Regions from separate parts of the Homo sapiens genome. Here regions 1 and 2 are each linked to region 3. A link is a loop called in an ENCODE intact Hi-C map of the cell type or tissue named here. Cell type or tissue: CD4-positive, alpha-beta T cell. All regions are shown on one strand. Each heading gives the region's core, and the rest is flanking DNA. Links, peaks and the distances in the headings are about the cores only. Region 1 overlaps INF2 (inverted formin 2). Region 2 holds the start of LOC124903408. Region 3 holds the start of KIF26A (kinesin family member 26A).

What was found. Hi-C counts contacts between places; a loop is a spot of excess contacts. Peaks named below come from ENCODE experiments on the same cell type or tissue, not always from the same donor. Only the 100,000 strongest peaks of a DNase experiment are listed, where the experiment ranks them.
Region 1: it touches region 3 in a loop (8-fold over the local background); 4 of 110 quality-filtered maps call a loop at or near these places.
Region 2: a loop joins it to region 3, with 2.7 times the contacts of the local background. A loop is called at or near these places in 69 of 110 quality-filtered maps.

The regions. Positions count from the first base shown.
Region 1 is chr14:104,706,476-104,712,939 of GRCh38, forward strand. INF2 (inverted formin 2) reads left to right here. Exons shown (of 23, transcript NM_022489.4): 7 at 435-576; 8 at 778-1,527; 9 at 1,961-2,112; 10 at 2,196-2,257; 11 at 2,806-2,908; 12 at 3,145-3,230; 13 at 3,613-3,713; 14 at 4,462-4,532; 15 at 4,604-4,711; 16 at 5,154-5,224; 17 at 5,958-6,078; 18 at 6,353-6,464. Among named protein-coding and RNA genes, the nearest start is that of ADSS1, 15 kb to the right of the region's middle. RefSeq lists an enhancer at 1-567 and a silencer at 2,253-2,402. In CD4-positive, alpha-beta T cell, for the core only: CTCF peaks have their summits at 2,362 (motif pointing left) and 2,562; a DNase peak (open chromatin) is centred at 2,326.
Region 2 is chr14:104,074,976-104,081,586 of GRCh38, forward strand. It overlaps LOC124903408, which reads left to right and starts at 5,878. Exons shown (of 2, transcript XM_047432050.1): 1 at 5,878-6,611. The coding sequence starts at 5,878. In CD4-positive, alpha-beta T cell, for the core only: CTCF peaks have their summits at 869, 1,290, 3,157 (motif pointing right) and 3,365; a DNase peak (open chromatin) is centred at 3,186; H3K27ac peaks cover 278 bases.
Region 3 is chr14:104,134,806-104,141,416 of GRCh38, forward strand. It overlaps KIF26A (kinesin family member 26A), which reads left to right and starts at 3,782. Exons shown (of 15, transcript NM_015656.2): 1 at 3,782-3,959; 2 at 4,238-4,483. The coding sequence starts at 3,918. KIF26A-DT (KIF26A divergent transcript) reads right to left here and starts at 3,824. Exons shown (of 3, transcript NR_158217.1): 1 at 2,725-3,824; 2 at 2,062-2,437; 3 at 1-367. RefSeq lists enhancers at 1-192, 801-1,374, 1,661-2,372, 2,373-3,084 and a silencer at 2,781-2,950. In CD4-positive, alpha-beta T cell, for the core only: CTCF peaks have their summits at 2,838 (motif pointing right) and 3,047; DNase peaks (open chromatin) are centred at 2,846, 3,066 and 3,576; H3K4me3 peaks cover 676 bases; H3K27me3 peaks cover 3,234 bases.

The sequences.
Region 1 (6,464 bases), core at 396-5,395, 570 kb after region 3:
GTCCTGGGCCCCAGCTGCCCAGTCCCCATCAGGTGGGCTTCAGAGGCCTCAGGGCTTGGTGAGGGGCTAAGAGGCTGAATTCTCGTCAAGCTCAGGCCTTCCCCTCATTCCCTGAACCTTGCAGCTCTCATCTGGGGGCAGTTGTGTCCCCAGGTGGCATCTGGCAACATCTGAAGACATTTTTGGCTGCCACGGCTGGGCAGGGGGTGCTGTTGGCATTGAGTAGGTAGAGACCAGTGGTTCTGTTTAACATCCCATAATGCACAGGACAGTCCCACATGTCACCAGTACCACAGTCGCTGAAACTCTCATCTCTAGGGATCCGTGGGAATAGAGGGGGTGATGGGGCTGGACACCCTGGCAGACAGGCCACAGTCCTTAGTCCACCAGGGAGGGGCCGGCTGCTGACCTGCACCCCACACTCGCCCGTCCAGGTGAGCTGCTCCCCGGTGTCTGCCCAGCTCCTGTCGGTGCTGCAGGGCCTCCTGCACCTGGAGCCCACCCTCCGCTCCAGCCAGCTGCTCTGGGAGGCCCTGGAGAGCCTCGTGAACCGGGCCGTGCTCCTGGCCAGCGATGGTGAGGGGGCGGGGCAGGGGCGTAGGCACAGCCTGGTGGGCAGACACTGAGGTCTTAGACCATGGGGGGGGGAGCCTGCCCTTGGCCCCAACCCATCCTCTGCCCAGGGGAGGTGGCCGCTTTTTCCTGCCTCTTCCTCAAGCCCCCATCCCTCCCTCTCCGGCTCCCTTCTCCCTTGACCCTGGACATCCCCTACTGCAGCCCAGGAATGCACCCTGGAGGAAGTGGTTGAGCGGCTCCTGTCTGTCAAGGGGCGACCCAGACCGAGCCCCCTGGTCAAGGCCCATAAAAGCGTCCAGGCCAACCTAGACCAGAGCCAGAGGGGCAGCTCCCCGCAAAACACTACAACCCCCAAGCCCAGCGTGGAGGGCCAGCAGCCAGCAGCAGCTGCTGCCTGCGAGCCCGTGGACCACGCCCAGAGTGAGAGCATCCTGAAAGTTTCGCAGCCCAGAGCCCTGGAGCAGCAGGCGTCCACCCCACCCCCACCCCCACCCCCACCCCTGCTCCCTGGTTCCAGTGCCGAGCCCCCTCCCCCTCCCCCACCACCCCCCCTGCCCAGTGTGGGGGCTAAGGCCCTCCCAACAGCACCCCCGCCCCCACCCCTGCCAGGCCTGGGGGCCATGGCCCCCCCAGCACCTCCTCTACCACCACCCCTGCCAGGCTCCTGTGAGTTCCTGCCCCCACCACCTCCACCACTCCCGGGCTTGGGATGCCCGCCCCCACCCCCACCCCTGCTGCCTGGTATGGGCTGGGGCCCTCCTCCACCCCCACCTCCACTACTGCCCTGCACCTGCAGCCCCCCCGTGGCGGGAGGCATGGAGGAGGTCATCGTGGCCCAGGTGGACCATGGCTTGGGCTCAGCATGGGTCCCCAGCCATCGGCGGGTGAACCCACCCACACTGCGCATGAAGAAGCTGAACTGGCAGAAGCTGCCATCCAACGTGGCACGTGGTGAGGGTCCCCAGACCCCCAAGGGAAGCTTCCCCTAGGACGGGGGCTGGTCTCTGCTGGGGAGAGGGGCAGGTGGCACATGGAACTTGTGTGCGCGTCCTGCCCGTGCGTGGCCAGGGCAGCCTGGCCCTTGCTCTGGGCTCGGCGCCTGTGGTTGAGGTGGGGACGGGGGAGGAGCAGGGCAGGGGCTACCTCTGAGGACCCCCCTCCACATGCTCCCGTGAGCCAGTGCATCTGGGGTGCCATGGTGCCCTGGGGCCCTGCTACAGGTGCTCAGGTAGGGAGGTAGGGTGCCTGCTGTACGCTGGACCTGGACCTACTGGGCCCCAGGCAGGACATCCTTTAGACCCTCTGGGAGGCTCCAGCCCCTGCCTGCTGGATCGCCAGGCCCCGGGGCTGCGAGAGCCTCACTGGCCGTGTCCCCACCCGACAGAGCACAACTCTATGTGGGCGTCCCTGAGCAGCCCCGACGCCGAGGCTGTGGAGCCCGACTTCTCCAGCATCGAGCGACTATTCTCCTTCCCTGCAGCCAAGCCCAAGGAGCCCACCATGGTGGCCCCCCGGGCCAGGAAGGAGCCCAAGGAGGTGGGGACGGGGAGGGGACTCAGACCGGGGCCGCCTGCCTGGCCACCCTCCGGTACCAGCCTGTTGGGTGGGGGGTTTTCTAGATCACTTTCCTCGATGCCAAGAAGAGCCTGAACCTCAACATCTTCCTGAAGCAATTTAAGTGGTGAGTGAGGGAGGTAGCCCCCATCCCAGGCCACGGAGCCTCGCCTCCACCTGAGCCTTCTGACTTGGGCCCAGCAGTGCCCTCTGCAGGCCGCCATGGGAAGTGCACACTGCATCCCCTAGGCAGGATTGTAGGCGGGTAATAGCCCCATGCTGCCCCAGCTAGGGGCTGTCCAGGCTCCCAGGGACAGAGCGCTGGGACCTCCCCCCACAAGGCCACAGACAAGTAGTGGCTAAACCAGTGGGCCCTGACTCTCAGCCCCCGAGTCCTTTCCTGCTGCGGGTGTCCAGCACTGGCCCGAGGGAGCTGGCTGGACCCGACCCATCCTGCATCTCCTGAGCAGGGCCCATGGAGGGTAGCGAGGGTGGGAGTCAGCCTGGGTCCCCTTCACCGCGTGACCGTGGGCAACAACTCGACTGTTCTGTGTCCCCCCTGCCCTGGCCACCCCATGACTACGTGGGGAAACCCTGCCAGGTGGGGTCCCAAAGAGGCTGGGTGGGGGTGACTCATGATTCACTCACCCCTGCCCGGTCCTCTCCCTGCTCCAGCTCCAACGAGGAGGTCGCTGCTATGATCCGGGCTGGAGATACCACCAAGTTTGATGTGGAGGTTCTCAAACAACTCCTTAAGCTCCTTCCCGAGAAGCACGAGGTAAGAGGACCACCCCCACACCCCACCCCCAGTTAGTGCCACCAACCAAGGGAGAGGCTGTCCCGGGGGCTCCCAGCAGGGAGACAGAGAAGGGAGGCATCCCAGCCCTACCTCTGCCCTGAACCGTGAGCCACAGGGAGCCATGATGGGCACTGGAGGGGCTGAGCCCGGCGGGCAGTCCGGGAGGGCGGGAAGCTGGCATGGGGGGATCCCACATGCCGTTCTCCTCCTGGCAGATTGAAAACCTGCGGGCATTCACAGAGGAGCGAGCCAAGCTGGCCAGCGCCGACCACTTCTACCTCCTCCTGCTGGCCATTCCCTGGTGAGCATGGCCGCCCTCAGACCCCAGGGCCTGGGCCCCAGGTGGGAGGAGAGCAGGAATAGGGAGCAGGGCCCAGCCAGGGAGGAGAAGAGGCTGTGCCAATGGCTGCCCCGGGCTCCAGGAGCAGCATTGCAGCGGTTGGGCTTCTAAACATCACTCGAGCCCCACCCCCAGTCCTTCCCCTCAAAGTGTGGGGCTGGAGGCCTCTGGAGGAATTGGATCCTGCTCTGCGCAGGCCCGGGAGGGTGCCTGTTGGATGGGGCAGGCGGTGGAAACCCCCTCCCTTTGCCCACCACCCAAGCCAGAGCCCTGTGCTGAGTGCCCCTCTGGCAGGGACAGGTGGGGGGTGCAGGCCACTGATCCCTGTCTGTGCCATCCCCAGCTACCAGCTGCGAATCGAGTGCATGCTGCTGTGTGAGGGCGCGGCCGCCGTGCTGGACATGGTGCGGCCCAAGGCCCAGCTGGTGCTGGCTGCCTGCGAAAGTGAGTGGGGCCAAGCGGGGCACGTGTGCAGGAGGGACAGGCCTCCGAACCGGGGCGGGAGGGCTGCTCGGGGCCCCTGCTACTGCCAGTATCATAATGGCTGCTAAGAGCACCTAAGGGTGCCAGCCTTCACCACCACTCCGGAAACCACCCTGCTGCCACCACCTCGGTGCACACACCTACTGGACGCACAGACACACGCATGCCCACCGCCACTCGGGCACGTGCACACACACAAGCACACTGCCACTCTCCGGCACGCGCACACACAAGCACACCGCCACTCAGGCACGTGCACACACGCATGCACACCGCCACTCGGGCACGTGCACACACACAAGCCCACAAGCACAGTCACACACATGCACACAGGACACACAGACACACGTACACACCCCCCCAACACACACACCCTCACATACATGTACAGACATAAGTGCACACACACGGGCACCATCTCTGAAAGGGGAATCCATGGGGACCTGCCACAGCCACTGGGCAGGGAGAGGGACAGGTACGGACCAGTGAGGCACAGCTCACGTCTGTCAGGCACACTGTAGGTGTCCACTCCCGTCGGTGGAGGGTTTGCAGCCCCCAGGCCCTGTCCTGTGATCCTTCCGGTGCTGGGCTGAGCCTGGGGAGGAGCCAGGGAGTGCAGGGGCACTGGCAAGCAGGACCACACCCCACCGCCAGGGCATCTGGGGGCTCCGAACCAAGAGCCCCTCTCCAGCCCTGGCTGCCCCTGCAGGCCTGCTCACCAGCCGCCAGCTGCCCATCTTCTGCCAGCTGATCCTGAGAATTGGGAACTTCCTCAACTACGTAAGTCAGGGGCAGCTCCCCATCCCACCTGGTGCCAGGGGCTGGTGAGACTCACTCCCTGCCCCTCCCAGGGCAGCCACACCGGTGACGCCGACGGCTTCAAGATCAGCACATTGCTGAAGCTCACGGAGACCAAGTCCCAGCAGAACCGCGTGACGCTGCTGCACCACGTGCTGGAGGTGGGCCGTGGTGGCGGGGGCATAATGGGAGGGCTTCAAGTCCCCCCGGACCTGGGGTGTAGAGGCGTAGAGGCCATACCCCCATGCCCACCACTCAGGCCGCCGGTCTCCCTGTCTCAGGGCTCCGTCTAGAGCCAGCAGCCTCAGTCAGAGCCACGCCCCCACCCCTCCCAGCACCCCTTCCTTCCTGCAGCACTGGCTCCCCTGCACGAGCCTTGTCCCTCCCCAGGATACCTGTCCCTGATCTGGGGGACAGTCCCTAGGAAAAGCAGAAACATCACAAAGTCATAGCCAGGCCCAAGGGAAAGATTTGAGGGTCTGGAGTACTGGGGGTTTTCTGGACCTTAATTGCTAAGGGTTAGAGCTGGGGGAGTGGGAACAGGGTCATCCCCAGGTGGAGAGTATGACCACAGTGGATCTCACTGGACGTGTCCCATTGCAGGAAGCGGAAAAGAGCCACCCCGACCTCCTGCAGCTGCCCCGGGACCTGGAACAGCCCTCGCAAGCAGCAGGGTAGGTAGCTCCTGCCAGCCCGCCCACCTCAGCCAGGTGGGGGCCTGACTTCTGTCCCCAGGCAGTGAGGTGGCTGCCCGCCAGGGCTGGGTCTCACAGCTGCAGCGCAGCCCCGGCGCCACGGAGCCCTGCCCAATAGAACACTTCCCTTTTGGGACAGGACCGGGTCTGCCGTGGCCTATCCCCTTCTGACTTAAGCGAGGAAACAGGCCTAGAGTGGGCAAGGGCTGGCCAGGTCAGGGTCACACCACGGGCAGGTCTAATACAGCCCCTTCACAAGGTGGACCTTCACGACAGCCGTGAGCAGGCTCGGGCCTCCCTCATTGTATAGATGAGGAAACGGAGGCCCAGGAAAGCAGTGTCACCTCCTGGGTCACACAACCCAGGCAGGAGGGCAGCCTGGGCCACCCCACTACACAGTCCGGGCCCCTAGCACGGAGTTCTTCCCGGGCTCCACCTGCCCTGGAAGGTTCTCTGGCTCAGGAGCTGCTCAGCCTTGGGGAGAACTAGGCAAGCAGGACAGGCTGACCGTTAGGGTCCCCGCCCAGATGCTCACAGGGGGCTGAGGGTCAGCTGGAACAGGCACTCAACCCCAACACTGCACGTGCAGCCTCAGAGTACAGCCTGCAGGGTGCACAGTGGGGTGCCGGGGGGTGCAGGGGAGGGGCTCCCCTGTCCCAGCGAGGCTGACGTCAGCCGTTGCTGTCTCTGCCCGGCCCTCCTCACCTTTCAGGATCAACCTGGAGATCATCCGCTCAGAGGCCAGCTCCAACCTGAAGAAGCTTCTGGAGACCGAGCGGAAGGTGTCTGCCTCCGTGGCCGAGGTCCAGGAGCAGTACACCGAGCGCCTCCAGGCAAGTGGGCACCTGGGCCTGGGGCTGGCGGGAGAGGCTGCCCTGATAGAGTGAGCTGGGCGAGTGGCTGTGCTGTCTCCTGGCTCCAGGGTGGATCCTGGGGCCCGAGTTTCCCCAGGTGTGCATGGTCAGGGCACAGGCCCCTGCTCCTTGTCAGAGACCACCGTCCTCAGGGCCTGTCCCTGTGGCCGTCACCCTCCCGCAACTCAGGGCCTCACCCCGGGTGGTGCCCGCGCGGGGCTCTCACGGGACTGTCACGTGCCCTTGCCCCCAGGCCAGCATCTCGGCCTTCCGGGCACTGGATGAGCTGTTTGAGGCCATCGAGCAGAAGCAACGGGAGCTGGCCGACTACCTGTGTGAGGACGCCCAGCAGCTGTCCCTGGAGG
Region 2 (6,611 bases), core at 516-5,515, 60 kb before region 3:
GTACAGCGTATGACACACCTAGGCTATCTGGTGGAGCCTATTCCTCTACTAAGAACCTCTGCAGCATGTGACTACCGAATACTGGAGGCAATTTTGTTTGTTTGTTTGTTTGTTTTTGAGAGGGAGTCTCGCACTTTCGCCCAGGCTGGAGTGCAGTGGTGCAATCTTGGCTCACTGCAAGATCTGCCTCCTGGGTTCACGCCGTTCTCCTGCCTCAGCCTCCTGAGTAACTGAGACTACAGGTGCCCACCACCATGCAAGGCTAATTTTTTATATTTTTAGTAGAGACGGGGCTTCACCATGTTAGCCAGGATGATCTTGATCTCCTGACCTCATGATCCACCCGCCTTGGCCTCCCAAAGTGCTGGGATTACAGGTGTGAGCCACCGTGCCCGGCCTACTGTAGGCAATTGTAACACATTGGTAAGTATCTAAACATGGAAAAGTACAAGAAAAATATAGTATCATCTTATGGAACCACTGTCCTCTAGGTGGTCTGTTGACCAGAATGTCATGATGTGGCACATGGCAGTAGTATAATGCGGAAATCTGACTGGCAAAGACTTTAGGGGAGTCTCTCAGGTTAGACTGTGTTTCTGAAGATCTGTAATTAGAAAGGGGCATAGAATCACTTACATAATATTTTCTGCTTAAATTGTATTTTATAATGAGATCCTTATACGTGGGCTTTAGTAAACCCGTTCAAGACTAGGGGATGTTTTTTCCCCTCGTAAATTGAGAAATGTCACTGAGAACAGCACTGCCATCTAGCCCGTTTCTCTCAGAACTGCAGGTTTTGCCTCTGCAGCTTTTGACTTTGTAGGCAAAAGGTGAAGTTTCTCCTGCAGCTTTTGACTTTGTAGGCAAAAGGTGAAGTTTCTCTAAATACTAGCTCGCAAACTATCAATAGAAGCAAATACCTGAGAACTGAAGAAAACCCCCAACAATTGGAAACATCGATGAGAAATAATGGCAAGTTAAGAAAGCATAGCTTCTTCCAACTTTGTGAGGCATATTTAGAAAGAATTTGGAAAAGGTGGAAGGGTGGGATGGGGGTGAGGGATGAGAAATTACCTATTGGGTAGAATGTATACTTTTATTAGAGTGACAGTTACATTAAAAGTCCAGACTTTACTAGGCAACATATCCATGTAACAAGACTGCATCTGTACCCCCTAAATCTATCAAACAAAAGTTTAAAAAGACACTGGGCATGGTGGTTCATGCCTGTAATCCCAGCACTTTGGGAGGCCAAGGCAGGAGGATGGCTTGAGCCTGGGAGTTTGAGACCAGTCTGGGCAATACAGTGAGACCCCCATCTGCAGAAAAATAAAATCGCCAGGTGTGGTGGTGTGTGCCTGTAGTCCCAGCTACTTGGGAGGCTGAGGTGGGAGGATTGCTTGAGCCCAGGAGTTTGAGGCTGCAGTGAGCTATGATCGTGCCACTGCACTCCAACCTGGGTGACAGAGTGAGACCTTGTCTCAAAAAAATGAAAAAGAGAAAGTATGCTTACATTTGCCCATCCTAGCTACACATGTAAGCCTGAGTAATATGAACCAATGGAGAAATAAACAAGTTCTAATAACATTCTCAGAGTTTGCTTACAAGAAAAAGAGTTTGGAGAACTGTTAGATTAAGAGTTTTGTTGTTACTGCTCATTTAGGTTCATTGTAACAACTTTTGATTTGGGATGGTATAAGACTAAAGGATAGTTTAGGGTAAGAAATAGAACTTCAGCATTGATAGTCTGTGTTCCCTCCTCCTTTTTTCACATAGCTGTAGATTAGAGATTCTTGTTTCCCCTTTAAAATTGTTTGAGGCATAATTTGCAGAGAAATGTACAGATCTGAATTATAGTGCAGATATAGCATTGATGAATTGATACACCCATGTGACCACACCGCTGCTAGGATAACAGTATTTCCATCACCACAGGAAGTTCCCATAGATACAACCGCCCTTCTGATTACTTTCACTATAGATTTGTTTTGTTTTGAGACAGTGTCTTGTTCTGTTACCCAGACTGGAGTGCAGTGGCGTGATCTCGGCTCACTGCAGCCTCCGCCTCCCAGGTTCAAGCAATTCTCCAGCTTCAGCCTCCCAAGTAGCTGGGGCTACAGGCTCATGCCACCATGCCTGGCTAATTTTTGTATTTTTAGTAGAGACAAGGTTTCACCATGTTGGTCAGGCTGGTCTCAAACTCCTGACCCCAAGTGATCTGCCTGCCTTGGCCCCCAAAAATGCTGGGATTACAGGCGTGAGCCACCGTGACCAGCCTATAGATTAGTTTTGATTGTTGTAAAAGTTCATGTAAATGGAATCCTACAGTATGTAATGTTTTGTATCAGGCTGCTTTTGCTCAATATAATGTTTGTTTGAGGTTTATTTATGTTATAGCAGCACAAAACAGACCAAGATACACGTTTAAGTCAATAATTTGTTCTTTTGTTTTCTATTGTATAAATATACCAGTTTCTTGGCTGGGCATGGTGGCTTATGCCTGTAATCCCAGCACTTTGGGAAGCTAAGGTGAGTGGGTCACCTGAGGGCAGGAGTTCGAGACCAGCCTGGCCAACATGGTGAAACCTCGTCTCTCCTAAAAATACAAAAATTAGCCAGACGTGGTGGTGATCGGCCCCTGTAATCACAGCTACTCCGGAGGCTGAGGTAGGAGAACTGCTTGAACCCAGGAGGCAGAGGTTGCAATGAGCTGAGATTGTGCCACTGCACTGCAGCCTGGGCGACAGAGCAAGACTCCATCTCAAACCACGCACACACACACACACACACACACACACACACACACACACACACTTTATTCTTTGTTCGTCTACTGATGGGCATTGGATTGTTTTCACTTTTTACCTATTATGAATAAAATTTCTGTGAACAAGTCTGTAGATAGATTTTTGTTTCTCTTGGGTAAATACCGAGGAGTTGTGGGATTACTGGGTCATTGAGCAGGTGGTCGTTTAATCTTGTAAGAAACTACCAAATTTTCTAAAGCGGTTGTAATACTTACATTCCGTGCTAGTTGGAGCTTTTCTCTCTCAGCCCTCAATCCATCCTTCTTTCGTCTGGCGTCCTGGAGCTAGACTGTAAACATTTCTTCTTTCCCAGCTGATGCAATGTTAGGCGTTGCCGGCAGAGGGCACTGGAGGGACACTGCAGGAGGAGCGGAACTACTCTTCCTGTTTCTGGTGCTGCTTGCCAGCAGGTGGCCTCCCAGCACCTCTCAGCAATAAGCAGTTTCCTGCCTCCAGGCCCAGCCTTTGCACCTCTGGCCATTCCGTGGCCTCAGCCACTCTCTCTCCGAAGAGGTCTGAGTCTCATTCTGGGTGTGGGAGCAGGGCTGTTCCAAGTTTCTTCCTCCCATGGGTGTTGTCCTTGATCCTAGAGGCTGCTGCACATCTTCTCTTCCTATGTTCTTTAGACATGTTTCTGCCCTTCTCAGTAGTTAATTCCCTTTAACTGAACATTTATTTTTATTTTTTTAGCGACAGGGTCTTGCTCTGTCGCCCAGGCTGGAGTCCAGTGGTGTGATTCACTTCCTGGGTTCAAGCGATCCTCCTGCCTCAGCCCCCTGAGTAGCTGGGACCACAGGTGTGCACCACCACACCCAGCTAGTTTTTAATTTTTGTAGAGAAAAATTTTCTCTGCCTTGGCCTCCTGGTGCTAAGTTTACAGGCATGAGCCACCACACCTGGTCCCCTAATTTTTTGTGTTAAAATTTGCCCATATCTTCCTTTGTGAAGTATCTGCTTAAATCTTGTGCCCCGTTTGGGGGGAGTTGTTTGTATTTTTATTGAGTTGTAGGAGTTCTTTTGTGAGAATGCAAATCCTTTGTCTGGTATATGTCTTGTGAACATTTTCTTCTAGTCTATCCTTGCCTGCTCACTTTTTTTATTGTGGTAGAAAACATAAAAATGTACCATCTTAACTATTTTTAAGTGCACCGTTCAGTCGTGCACCGTTAAGTATATTCACATTGTTGTGAAAGGGATCCTGGAACTTTTTCATCTTGCACATCTGAAACTCTGCACCTATGAAGCAACTTCTCAGTCCCTCCTCTTCTCAGCCCTGGCAACCATCATTCCACTTCTGTTTCTATATGTTTGGCTCCTCATAGAGTCAGTCTGTTTTGTGCTGCTGTAACAGAATACCTGAGACTGGGTAATTTATAAACGACAGATTTATTTCTCACAGTTCTGGAGGCTGGGAAGTCCAAGATCAAGGAGCTGGCATCTGGCGTCTGGTGAGGATCTGGGCTTCTGCTTGCAAGATGGCACCTTGAAGTCTGTGTTCTCATGTGGCAGACGGGTAAAAAAGACCAAACTCCCTCAGTTAGGTCGTTTTATAGTGGCATTAACTCATTCACGAGGGCACACCCTCATGACCTAAACATCTCCTAAAAGGCCCCACTTCCAAACACAGTTGCATTGGGGATTAAGTTTCCAACAAGTGAGTTTTGGGGGATACATTCAGACCTCAGCATCTAGTACCCCATATAAGTGGGATCCTATTGATAGAAGGTCTCTGATTTACGAAGTTTGAACTAAATGATTTTTTGACTTATGATGGGTTTATTAGAACATAATCCCATTGCAAACATCTGTATTTGTCTTTCTGTGATTGGCTTATTTCACTTAGCATACCCTATGTTGTAGCCTGTGGCAGGATTTCCTTCCTTTTCTTTTTTTTTTTTTTTCCTGAGACAGAGTCTTGCTCTGTCGCCCAGGCTGGAGTGCAGTGGTGCGATCGCTGCTCACTGCAAGCTCTGCCTCCCGGGTTCACGACATTCTCCTGCCTCAGCCTCCTGAGTAGCTAGGACTACAGGCGTCCGTCACCACGCCCGGCTAATTTTTTTGTATTTTTAGTAGAGATGGGGTTTCACTTTGTTAGCCAGGATGGTCTCGATCTCCTGACCTCGTGATCCGCCTGCCTCGGCCTCCCAAAGTGCTGGTATTACAGGCGTGAGCCACCACGCCTGGCCGATTTCCTTCCTTTTCTATGGAGATACCACTTTGCTTATCCACTCATCTGTGGATGCACACAGGTTGCTTCCACCTCTTGGCTTTTGTGAGCAGTACTGTTATGAACGTGGGTGTGAAAACATCTTTTTGAGACCTTCCTTTCCAATCTTTGGTCTCTGTTCTCAAATGGAATTGCTGGACGCTATGGTAGTTCTAATTTTAATTTATTGAGAAGCCTCTACTGTTTCCCATAGTGGCTGTATCATTTTATAACCCCACCAGCAGTGCACCAGAATTCCAATGTCTCCACATCCTTGCAAACACTTATTTTCTGTTTTTTTTTTTTTTTTGATAGTAGCCATCCCAAAGGGTGAGTGGGGACACCACGTGGCTTTGCTTTGCATGTCCCTGATAATTAGTGATGTTGAGCATTTCTCGTATGCTTCTTGGCCAAGTGTATATCATCTTTGGAGAAATGTCTGTTCAAGTCCTTTGCCCTTATTTATTTATGAGACGGGCTCGGTCTATTACCAGGCTGGAGTGCAGTGGTGCGATCATAGCTCATAGAGTGACCCTTCAGTGCTTTCCCACACTCCCCTGGGGTCCAACCTTCTGCCGAAGATGCCCCAGCTCTCTGCAGTTCCCTGCCCAGGCCCCAAGACTCCTTTCCCTGTCGGAAAGTTTCTTAGGCTTCCTCTCTCTGGGGTCCCCACACACCTCTGTTCCCCTCCAGCACACTGGCCCAGGCCGGGCCAGCCTGCTTCAACACAGTGTCAGGAACTCCTGTGGTGTCCACAAGCCCAGTGCCAGCGCTTGCCTGCCGTGGGACGCACTGTGTGCCTCAGGCCCCTCACTCGCCAAATAGGACAGTTATCCTCTGCCTCGGTGTGGTCACAGGGGTGAAATGTGCCTGGATTTGCAGGGTGGCTGCAACAGCGCCTGGCCCATAGGCAGTACCATGAAGACTCACAGTGTAGGGCAACAGACGACGCCTGAGCGGCTGAAGAAGGTGGGCTCCCAGGGCCTCCCTGCCCAGGCCTGCTGCCACGGCCAGAACCCAGGGGGGCACCGTGTACCTCGCCAGTGGCCTCAGCACTGCGCCTTGCCTCCAGGAGTCTTGGCTTGTTTGTGTGGAGCTGGGGACTGGGAGAGCAGAGCTTGTGACCTGAGGCCCCCCAGCCTCAGGGTGGAGGTGACCACCCTGGACCAAGGCCTGCCCCAGTTAGTGGCTGAGGACAGACAGGAGTACGTGTGGCATTCCTGCGGCCCCTTGCTCGGCACCCAGGCACTTCCTCCTGCCCCTCTGCCTCTGGAAGGCCAGCCATGGCATGGCCACGGGGGCCTGCCACCTGGCACCTCCCCAACACAATACATAAATGAGTGGGTGTGGCTGTTCCAAGAAAACTGTGTTTACACACACAGGTGCGCCAGGCCTGGCCGTCGAGCCCTGGTTTGCCGGCCTTTGTTCGAGACCAGTGGTTCCCAAATGTGCACCTGTATCAGCATCACCCAGAGCGGGGTCAGAGTCTGGACTCCTGGGCCCCACGCGGAGTTGTTGTCAGGGGCCTGGGCTTTGCATTTCCACAGGTTCCAGGTGCTGCTGCTGGAGCGGAGGCCACGCTCTGAGCACCCTGCTCT
Region 3 (6,611 bases), core at 751-5,750:
CCACTGACATGGCGGGTGGCCTCCCAGAAGCCCTTGGTCCGCTGAAGGGAGCCCCCCCCTCCCCGCCCCAGGCTCAGGGTCTTGGATGAGACAGGATGGGGGAAGAGGACAGTCTTCCCCAGTCCCCTTCCTGTGGGGGAGGGAGGAGGGTGGGTGGTCCCCAGAGTGTCCTCCTGGAGAGGGACAGAGAGAAAGGGGGGACTCTGGCCCCCTTTATAACTTGCCCTGATCCCAGGCCAGGAGTGATGGTGGACGCAGGGAGGGGGCAGCTCTTCCCCGCCTCTCTCCTGACCAGAAGCCTGGGTGAGTACAGAGCAGGTGGTCACGATCGGCCATGTGGTCAGCAAATCCAGCGTTTATGGTGATTCTGTTGGAGACAAATGGCAGTGCTGGGCTCTGGGTTGGAGTCAGGTTGAGACAACGTCCTTCAGCCTCCACTGGGGGGAGTCAGGGGAAGGACCGGGGGAGCAGGACGGCCTTGCGGCGCCGCCGGAGCAGTGGGGTTGTGGGGCGTGGCCATGGTCCTTCCCAGGGGAGAGTAGAGGAGTGCAGGGGGCAGAGAGCACAGAAAGTCTAGCCCAGCCTTAGCACCCCAGCCAGGCCATAGGTGCGCGCTGGCGCCGCTGAAAACGTTCTCCTTCCCTCGCCTGTCCACCTTCCAGGTCCTGCTCAAGGCGCCTAATATCCCCTGGGCAGGGTCCCTGACACTTCCTTAACTCCCAAAGACCTTCCGCGTGGGCCTAGCGCATTTAGGCGAACCTCTCTGCCTGCTTGATCCTCTCCCTTCCTCCCTCAAGCCAGGCATCTCACCCACTTGCGCGCGAGGCTGGGGCAGCCCACAGGAGGAGCGCGGGACCCGGGCTTGAGTTTGCACCCAGGCAGAGCGCCCACCCCCGCCCCTAGCTTCGGACCCTGAAAGTAAAGTCGTCGTGCCCGGCAGCCAGCCCGAATCTTCCAGCCCTCAGGGAGTCGGGGTCGGGGCAGGGAAGGCCACGGGTGGCGGCACAATCGGGATCCTGGAGTGGAGGCGCAGACTGCGGGTCCCGCTGCGCACGCTCCGTGGTCCGGTTGGGGTGGGCCTTGGAGGTCCATAGGCCAAGGTTGAACGGGGGCTCTGGAGCGTGGGCGGGGTGGAGTGCACAGGTCACTGGGCTCTGAGCGTTTCCATGGGCCAGGACCCCAACGCGCCGTGTCCTCAGGACAGATTGGAGGGGGAAGGGGCTGCGATTATGCCCCAGTCGGAAGGGTTTTACAGCAGCCGCGCTGCCCTCTCCCTGCCGGATACCCGGCAGTAGACACCGACGTCTGGGGGCTAGCGAGGCAGGTGGGCGCGGACCGCGACCCGATTCTGGCTTCCAACCTCCGCCCAGTGGCGCGCGGGGCCGTCGCCCCACACCTCCAGTCCGCGTGGCTGGTGTCTGGCTCGCCGCCGGGGCGGAAGGGGCGCTGTCGGCGCAGGCGGGCGGGGCCGGAGCGCGGGGGCGCGCGGCGCGGAGCGAGCGCAGGGCTCGGGGGCGCGGGGCGCGGAGGACCGGGGGCTTGACGGGCGGCCCTGCGCGGTGCGGGGCGCGGCGGCGGCGGGCGCGCGGCCAGTGAACGCGCGGGCGGGGCGGCGGTGGCGGGAGGCACTAGGGGCCGCTCCCCGCGCTTCCCTCTTCCATGGCGCTGCCCCAGCCGCCCGAGCCGCCCCGCGGCGCGCCCCGCAAGGCTCCCAGCCTGCTGGAGATGGGGGCGCTCTGCCTGGACTCGGAGATCATCCTGGGCTTCACCAGCCACCTCCTGCGGCGACGAGGCAAGGTGAGGGCTGTCGGGAGGGGGGCGGGCGGCGTAGGCGCCGTCCCGTTACTTTGCCGCGCGGCTCGCGCGGCCGGGGGTGCTGCGCCGGGAAGGAGACGGCAGGTCCGGAGCCGCGTCCCGCAGCCCGGGCTGGGACTCGCTGCCGCACTTTCCCCCATTAGCGTTGTCCAAGTCTCCCTCTGCCTTCAAGGCTGTGTCCCAACCGGACCCACCCGGAGGCTGTGGCTAGGGCGGAGAGCGCAGCGCAGGGATTCTCGGGCTCACCTTGCGCCTTGCTAGGATGGGCGAAGTAGGGGGTCGGGGCCCCTGACTGATCGTGAGCCCCCGAGGTGACTCCAGCCTTGTGCACCCCGTGTTCTGCGGATATGGGATGTGAGCTTGTGCTTCCCGAAGCGCCGCGGCGGTAGAAGCGCTGAAGTTGCGGGTGTGGCTGGCCAGGGGCGCAGGACCGGTGCTCCCGACCGCTGCGTGCTTCTGTGTTGCGTGTGTGGGTGGGGGGACGGGATATAGAGAGTGTGTGTCCCGGAGCAGTGGAGCGGCGGGAGGCGGTGCTGTCTGCCGGCAGTGCGGGGTGGGGTTTGGGTGTTGTCCTCAGTACCCAGATCCAGATGTGGGCTGACGCCCGTTTTCATTCTCCAGGCTGCGAAGAGACGGGTAGGGGAAGCGCTTCCGGCCCCCCAGGCTGGGTGGAAAGCGACTGCAGGCTTACGGATCTCAGAAAGAGTGGAGAGCCCCTGCCACTTTATTCCATACCCCCTTGCGTTTTCGAACCCCTAAGGTCATCAACGACCCGGAAAGCCGGGAGGGGATCACCCACCCCACTTTCTGGGGAGTGCGTGCGTGGGCGGGGAGGCTTATCCAAGTAAAAGGGGGTGGGCAAAACGGAAAGGGTCACTTTGACGTACTGAGTCTCTGCGAAGGCCTCACCGTATGTGCCGGCAGCCGCGTGTCCTGGTCTCCGCCGGGTCACGACCTTCGGAGTTTCCGAGTGCGCCTCAGGCCTGGGACGCGCGGCGCTGTCTCCCCAGTCTCGGAGCCGTGTGCGCAGCGGCCGGCAGGGGGCACTCGCGTCACGGGGAGCCCGCCCGCCGCGCCCGCCTGGCTTGACCCGGGCTTTGGGGCTGACCCGGAGCCTGGCCCGGAGCTGCCTGCGGCCGCGGATGCCGGCGACATTTGGGGCCCGGCTAGGCACAGAGCAACTGGTCGCCAGGGAAGGGCGGGGGGGCGGCCTCCCAGCCGGAGACAAACAAGCAATTAATTCCGGAGCTGAGTTCCCATCTGCCAGGCCTGCTGACAACAGGTCCGGCGCACGCCCGCAGGACCTCCCGCTTCCCGGGCGGCACGGCGCGCACACCCACTTGCGGGCACACGCGCGGCTGTAAAGACACGTGCCGTTCGCAGACGCGCCGAGGCACAGATACGCCGGCGCGGTCGCTGCCCGGCTCGAGGCGCACACCGCGGCGACACTAACCCACGCGCGACAGTTAGACCTAAAGTGGCCCGCGACACGCAGAGTACGCTGGGCTTGCTGGAAAGGCGCCTGGGAGTCTCGGGGCCGGGGTCCCGCCCCTTCCTCGGCCCACCTCGCCGTGGGCCTTGGGCAAGAGCGTCCCCTCCGCAGCCTCAGTTTTCCCGCCTGTAGAGGGAGGGGCGTCGGCGCCTCCTGGGAGACGCGCAGCCCTGGTGTCCCGGGAGAGGGGCGGGAGGCGCATGCGCGCGCGCAACTAGATCCTCGCCGCCGCCCCCAGCGCCCCTCCCCGGGGCAGGGACTCACCTAACAGGTTGGGGTCCTTGGAGTGCGCGGGGCCGCGTGGGGAAGCGGGGACCCTACCCCCCCCACGCGCCGCCCAGCACTGGGCAAGGGCGGGGCACTCTCTGGGCTCCCGCCCCTCGCCGCCCGCCCCGGGAGCCCGAGCCCCGCCCTTCCCCGGCCCCGCCCTCGCCTCCCGAGCGCGCCCACCGGAGCCACCGCGCTCCTCGCGACACTCGCAGGCTCTGCGAACTTCCGAGCGGCTGGGCCGGGCCATGGGGGCGCCTCGGGGCCGGATCACGTAGCCGCGGCGCCCCCGGAGAGCCAGCGTGGCCGGGAGCGCCTGCCGGGCTCTTCCCGCGCCCCGGCCATGGTCGGCCGCGGCGTCCCTCTGTGCGCTGCGCAGCCCGCGGTACGCGCGGCCCGGCCTGGAGAGGGAGGCGGGCGGCGGGGGCCCGGGACGGCGAAGATACTCGCGGTGTGCGCTGGATCCCTGGGGGCCGGGCCTCCTGCTGAGGGTAGCGGACCCGCAGGCGGGACCTCCGGGGATGGAGGGAGTGGGTGAGCGCCAGGGTCGTGCCCAGGGCTCCTAACTTTGGCAAGAGCGTCACGCTGGGGCAGGGCGCGCAGGGGTCTGGATCCGACGGACGTCCCAGGCTCACTGTCCGCTTCCGCCCCCACACCCTGCAGGTGGCCGAGGGCGGCCCGGCCCGCGAGCCGCCGCCGCTGCTGGAGGTGTCCCCCCGAAAGAGGCTACCCGCCGGGCCCGACCAGGACCCATGCGGCAGCCGCCCTGCTCCCGAAGGCGCCGGGGCCGGCCCAGAGCAGGGCCACTCGGCCGGCGGAGGCGGCTGGTGCCGCCACTGCCACACGAAGCTGGTGGAGCTCAAGCGACAGGCGTGGAAGCTGGTCAGCGGGCCCGGGACCACCCTCCGGGTAAGTGACACTTCCTTAGGCCGACCCCTCCGAGCAGGGCCACGCCGAACTTGGGTAGAACTTGGGGCTTGGAGGGAAGCAGGGTTCCACTCCTTCCCTGCTGCTGTTTCCACAAAGAGTTATCAGCCAGGACTTCCCTTCTGCGGGCCTCAGTTTCCCGGTCTGTAACACCATGTGTGAGCTAGGGAGCTCAGCCCGAGGGGCCCTGCTGCCTCGGATGGGAGGGGCCTGGGCTGGCGTTCCTCCCCCAGCCCAGATGTCCCACAGCTGGAACGCAGGTTTGTGTGGGAGGAGGAGGGGAGAGAGCGGATGGCAGGGACTCCACCCAGGGCGGGACAGCTCCAGCCCTACCAGCAGGGAGAGGTTATTTGGTGCATTGTGGCCCTTGGGGCACCTGGGCCCCCAGCCAGGTGTCTGGAAATTACATACCTGGGGCCGGGGGGCCTGGCAGGTGAAAGGGTGGGCCACAGCAGCTGGGGGGTCCCTGCCTACTCCTCTCCCAGCCTCAAGGATAAGAACTGTTGTCCCATACCTCCTGGGATAGACTGAGGCAGTGGCCGCCCATGGGGAATTGAGTCGGGGCCCTCTGGGTTCCCCAGGCTCCAGCCCCAGGGGCAGGTGCTTGCAGGGGAGGGGTTCTCCTGGATTTCCAGCCAGTGGGCCTGCCGGCTTTGGAGGGAGCAGGGACCATTGTTCCAGGAACAATGCATGCTGGAAGTTTGCAAAGGCTGGGGGCGGGTGGGGGTCTCCAGAGGAAGCCCGCTGCCGGGCCTTCAGCCTTTATGAAAGAGTTCCTGGGAAGTCCGCATAATCCCCATTGAATCTAAATATAGTTCTCTAAGGGCTGTGGGGGTTGGAGTGAGCTGAGACCCTGACTGCCCTGTCTGGGGCAGGGCAGGGTGGGGCAGGGTACCAGTCTGGTTTCTGTCCTGGGCACCGTCTCCGGGCTCTCTGGAGTCTCGGCGAGGGATAGGATTGCTGTAGCCTCTCTCTGGCTCAGGCCAGGCGCCTGTGGGCCTGTCCTGGGGTGGGGCTGGACCCGCCCTGTCCTCTGCTCTGGACAGGCTGCAGCCTTGGCCATACTCTGTGCCCCAGTGGCCTGTATCTAGTTTAAAAGGTAGCAGGAGACCCTTGAGGGCCCCCTGGAGAGGGCCAGCCAGAGCTAAAGGCCCATCTTGCTGCCCCATTAGGGGAAACACGCCAGAGACAGGAGGGGCATTAAGATTGAGCTGGTCTCCTCATTCTTGGAGTGGGCTTGGACTGCTGATGCTGCCTGGCCCTGGGGCCATGGTCCTGGCATGGACTCGTGGAGGGGAGGGGGCTCCTGGTCACGGGCAGGCCAGGGGTCCTAGTGGAGAGGGCTGCAGGTGATACTAGTCCCTGGTGGATTCTAGGTTCCTCATCTAGGGGGGTGTCTTGGTCTCTTCTGGCAGACAGGTCTTCAGGGGAGCCCCAGACCACCCATCTCCAGCCTCCCCTGAGCTTGGCCTTTGACACTGGAAACTCCTCTTGAGTGCCAGCTGGGGGCTCCCCCTTCCCTAGCTGGCGCTGGCACTCAGCACACCGGGGTCCCGGGCTGGTCTCAGCCAGGGCTTTGTTCTGCTCTGGGCCCCCTTCTTCTGCTTTGTGGTCTCCTCTGTCACCTGGGGCCTGTTGTGAAGTGCTGTCCCACCTGCAGGGTGCTGTGCCCCCGGGAGAGAAGACCCCATCCTCCACTGTCTCTCCACAGGGCATGGGGGGCTGCACCTGCCATCCTGGGGCCTTACGGGTGTCATTGTCCTGTCCCCTGTGCGGGCCTGGGCTGTCCCCAGAGTCCCAGCAAAATTGCAGCCTGCAGCCCTGGCCTGGCCCGCTGGGCCCAGATGTGTGGACATGGCTGCTTCTGTGTTTGGGTTGGGAGGGAAATCTCTGGGGTGGCCAGGGAGACCCCAGTGTGCTCCCCGGAGTCTGGTGCACTGTCCAGTGGGCCCTGGCCTCTGCTCTGTAAGGCCAACGTGGCAAGGGGTATTTAGGGTTGGTGTTCTAGGATTTCCCCAGGGGCCCGTTTCGTATTTTTTAGGGGAGAGATGAGCTTCCTTGAGGATAGCTGTTTACAGGGAACTTCACAATCATCCATCTGTCTCATGCT